Regions from separate parts of the Homo sapiens genome. Here region 1 is linked to region 2. A link is a loop called in an ENCODE intact Hi-C map of the cell type or tissue named here. Cell type or tissue: K562. All regions are shown on one strand.

Evidence for each region. Hi-C counts contacts between places; a loop is a spot of excess contacts. Peaks named below come from ENCODE experiments on the same cell type or tissue, not always from the same donor. Only the 100,000 strongest peaks of a DNase experiment are listed, where the experiment ranks them.
Region 1: it touches region 2 in a loop (8-fold over the local background); 23 of 110 quality-filtered maps call a loop at or near these places.

What each region holds. Positions count from the first base shown.
Region 1 is chr4:163,483,728-163,486,227 of GRCh38, forward strand. No RefSeq gene overlaps it. Among named protein-coding and RNA genes, the nearest start is that of TMA16, 9.7 kb to the right of the region's middle. In K562, a CTCF peak has its summit at 1,270 (motif pointing right); a DNase peak (open chromatin) is centred at 1,334.
Region 2 is chr4:164,747,359-164,749,858 of GRCh38, forward strand. No RefSeq gene overlaps it. Among named protein-coding and RNA genes, the nearest start is that of SMIM31, 5.5 kb to the right of the region's middle. In K562, a CTCF peak has its summit at 1,219 (motif pointing left); no DNase peak of the experiment used is centred here.

The sequences.
Region 1 (2,500 bases), 1.3 Mb before region 2:
GTCTAAATTTCCCCTTTTCATAAGAACATCTGCCATATTGGATTAGGGTACACCCTAATACCCTCATTTTTACCTTTCTGTAAAGACCCTAAAACTACCTCTGTAAAGATCTCCAGATAGGGTCACATTCTAAGATACTAGTGGTTAGGACTTCAATGTATCTTTTGGGGGGACACAATTCAATCCATAACACTTGGCTTGTAGCGGCATAACCACAACATTTACATGGAGTCTCCCTGTGTACATGTCTGAGTCCAAATTTCTTTTCATAAGGACACCAGTCATATTGGATTAGTGGCCTACACTTCTGTAGTAGGACCTCAAGTAATTATATCTACAGTGACCCTGTAAGGCTCTTTGTGACCCAAATAAGGTCACATTCTGAGGTACTGGGGGTTAGGACTTCAACATATTAATTTAGTGGGAGAGGTGGGGGAGGCACAATTCAACCTACAACAATGAAGATTCACCTAAAGTATTCATTGCTCTAAAAAACTCAATACATTTTAGGAAAATCTATCACATATTCATATATTCATAAAGATATGTGACTTATAACGCCTTATAAATATGACAATGAGAGAACAAAAACATTATCAAACTCAGTTTTTATTGATTCTGCTACTACGTAGATGTGGTTAAGACAAGGCATCCTAAAACAAAATTTAATAAAATGATCTTAACAAGAATAACCAAAATTTCCTTCTTTCGACTTCAAAGCTTCCTTTCATTAACATTGTTCTTAAAAGAGAAATAACACTTGCAGCCTAATCTCAATTATCAACTTGTATATTTTGGTTTGCATCAGCATATCTCTAATGCACCACTTTATTGGTGCATTATTGCCACTGTACTCATTAAATTCAGCTTTCCCCAGTCCTCCTCATTTTAATTGGAAAAAAGCTAAAAAATACACTGTTTTGAAAAATTCAAACACTGTAGAAGAATACAATGAAAGGTCCTTTCCTGAGCGCCCTACCTCAATCCTAATCTCGTAAATTACAAACAGCATATTGTAACTCCATCCACATATTTTCTATGCATGAATGGGCATATATATGTCTTCATTCCACATTTTATTGTAAATGGGATTTATTTTGCACATTGTTTTATAACTCATTTTTTTCTACCTAACAATTTTAGAGCATTTTTCCACACAGGTACATATCAATCTAACTCATTTCTTTAAAACAGCGGCAGATAATTCTTTGTAACAAATTTAACTTGTGTAAGGAGTTAAATATGTTACAAAGGGGATTTGGACGACCACCAGATGGCACTAGCACACAGTTTATTTGGGCAGAGATTGACAGATTTGCCTGGGGGTGAGGGTGGGGGTTGGGGTGAGGACAGGGGCAGTTTCTCAGTGACAGCATGATACCTTCCAAAGGCAAGGGTGCACAGGCGACTTTCCAGAAGGGACATAGAGGAAGATCTGAGGGAGAGTATTTAGAGGGGGTTATGTGTCTAGGTGGTGTCACTCAGCAGCATGGTGGGAGTCTCTGGGCAAAGAACTCTGAGAGAAGCAGTGGCCCCAGCGTTTATCTAATCTATGGGACCTATGGTTAGCAGATGTTGGGTGCAGTTTCTCAGGATGTGCAAAGCAGGCAGGCTGTAAATGGCTAACAATCTGCTTTTGGGGGCTATATTTTAAAACAACTGGATGTGTAGAAATTTAAGTTTGGCCGTAGCCGGCTTTTGAGTTAAGAAGTCCCAGGCTGCTGTGAAGAAGTAAACAACACAGGGCCAGGGGCCATTTTAACTCATTTTTGTAACAACTAGCTCCTTATTGAAAGGCACTTTATGATTTTTCCCAAGCCAAAAAGAAAAGAAGAGTCACAAACAGGTCAAAAGAAAAATTACTAATTTATATATGACAAAAGTCTAATTTTATAAGTATAATCAGGACTCCTAGAAATAAGAAAAATGATAAATTAGCACAGCTGTCTCCAAAATCAACCTTGAAAACTACAGAAACAGGAAGAAATTGGCTGTTGGAAGTAAATGAAGACTGTGAGAAACCCCTGGGAAGAAGGGAACTAGTGACTAGAAGGGAGGGAGGCAGCCGAAGAGCACAGCAGTCACATGGGGAGGAGGATGTCCCTGGAAGCTTGGGAGGCTCTGGGGAGGTCATATATAATCTTAGCTCTTGTCTCCCGTACTTCACCTGGGAAGCTTTGCTGCCCTCCCAGTGTTGTGAAGCACTACCAGAGGAGCACAAGGCCAGGCTAATAAGGAGCTGATAGAAATAGGACTAGGATGAATTGTACCCTGGAATGTTCAGGCCTCCAACTCCTGTCAGCAGAGGTTATTGGTCCCTGGAGCTCTCTCCTCTGAAACTTAACCCTTCTGCTTTCCTCAAATTCTCAAAAAAGGATTCAGTTGAGAATGTGTCTTTGAGCACTTCCCTAATAGACAACACAGAGCAGTATAGCTGATTTCATCAGTAAATTAATGTGATGCTACAGGTTCAAAGAAACTAGGTACCTATATTAGTCCA
Region 2 (2,500 bases):
GGCGGCTGGCCGGGCGGGGGGCTGACCCCCCCACCTCCCTCCAAGACGGGGCGGCTGGCCAGGCGGGGGGCTGACCCCCCCACCTCCCTCCCGGATGGGGCGGCTGGCCGGGCAGAGGGGCTCCTCACTTCCCAGTAGGGGCGGCCGGGCAGAAAGTGGGAATGCTTTAATAAATTAAGGACATGACTTAAGAAGAAATAAGAAGCCATTTGAAGGGTTGACAAATAAAATTGAGGATAAAATGCAGGAATAGAATGAAAAGACAAAGAAAAAATAAAAGGGAAAAAATGTTTTTTGAAAACAGAGACTCTAGGAGGTAGATCATATGGATAATAGGAGTTCTTGAAAGAGGAAATCGAATATAGAAGGGAAGAAGCTATCAAAGAACCAATACAAGGACATTTTCCAAACTGGAAGGACCTAAGTTTTCAGATGAAAAGGGCTCGCTGGAGGTCCAAACAGTGTTTGGGAAAAAGGAATGGCAATGGGGACTTTCCTCAAGAGTGTTAAGAGCTGTAGGAGTGAATAAACAATTATTAAAGTGGAGAAGGAGAGGAGGAGTGTAAATAGAAAGTGAACATATCAAATTCAAAGAATTTGAATGGAATCAGAAATCCAAATGGCATATTTACTCCACAGCAATGCTGCAGCTTTAATCAATAGAAGATCATGCCTTTAAAGTTCTGAAAGAAAATCATGTCCAACAGAGATGTCTATAGCCAGTGCACCATAATAAATGTACAAGGATGGTTTCTGCATCATTGTTTGTACAAGCAAAAACCCATATACAACCTAAATACCTAATGTTAGAGATGAAAGAAATTATAGCACATTTTATAACATTCAGATAATTTAAAATAATTTATTTACCAAATTTCATTGGAGAATGAAATCAATGTGTATGTACTGACATGGAAAGAACTCCATCATATATTAGGTTTCTAGAAAAACAAGTTTCAAAATAGCAATGTACAGTATTAGATACATTTTATAAAAGAGCATAAACACACACACACACAAACAGTATAGATAAAATAAGTGGGAAGAGAAAAATCTCAATTATTAGTGACTATTTTTGGGACACAGAACTTAGAAACCCAGCTGTTACTTTTTGTTTTATACAATTCTATAGTAGTTGGATTTTTTTCCTTAGATGGCCAAATTGTTTTTAAAACAATGCACGTTTTATTTCTTTGTGATGACAGCACCATCTAGTGGTCTATGTTAACAACTTTTAGAATATTTTTGACTTTAATGTGATATTTAATAATATTTTCCTATTAAAATAAAAGCAAGCAACTACAGCACAGGGAAAAACATTTTACTATGGCATTTGAAAGAACAAGCACTCATAATTATTTATAGGCTTTATGTCTTAGAACGATCTCCAAGATGTATCAAACGCAAAAATCAAATACAAAAAAAATGTGATAATCTACTATTTGTGCTAAAAAATACTCGGCTAAAAAAAGCAGAATATTTTTACATATTAGATTATACATGCATAAAGGTAAACACTGGCCACTCTAAGTCTGATATAGATGGAAACCCCCTGCCACAGAACCAGGGAAACAGGAAGCAGGGCCAATCCCTGGCCCCAATATCAAACGGGACACCTCAGACTCAGACCAGTGTTGCGTTTCCGCTTCAAGGGGTCCCAACGCAGCCCCCAGCACAAACAAATTTACCTACAGCCAACCCAGATGGGTCCCAGCCTCTTCTTCTGTCTCAGTACAATGCTTGTCCACCTCCACAGTAGGGCGCGGGGCGGTCGACCTCTGTATACCATTCCTCTAAATTTACTACCTAATTCTTTGCCTTTAATTGTCCCCACGGGGGTCACTGGCCCTTTACCTCAAGGTTCGGTGGGCCTGATGTTAGGTAGGGCATCCACCTCCGCTAAAGGTATCATAGTTCATACTGGTCTCATTAATTCTGATTCCTCTGATGAGATTAAACTTACGGTGTCTGCCAAGATTCCTGTTTCCATTCTGGCCAGTAAGCTCAATTACTTTTACTACCTAATATTGTTTTAAACAAAGGAGATAAGACATGGGGCCCTGGGATGGGCTCCGGTGGCAAAAAAAAAAAAAAAAAAAAAAAAGCCACTTATTGGATTAATGTAATTTCTAAACAATGGCCCACCTGCATCATACACATTCAAGGAAAAAAGTATGAGAGTCTAGTAGATACTGGGGCTGATGTTTCTATTATTTCCTCTAATTTATGGCCTTCCTCCTGGCTTAAACATCCCACTAACATGGGACTAGCAGGGATTGGAAAAACTGATGAAGTTCACCGGAGCACATTTATCTTGCCTTGCACTGGCCCTGATGGTCAAAAGGGTACAATTCAGCCGTATATCACACCAATCCCCATTAATCTTTGGGTAGAGATTTGCTGGCACAATGGGGGGCTGAAATTAATATTTCACATAACTCTTAAAACTCCCAAACCAACACCTGGGAACCTGGAACAATTATAATGTGGGGAAGAGGGT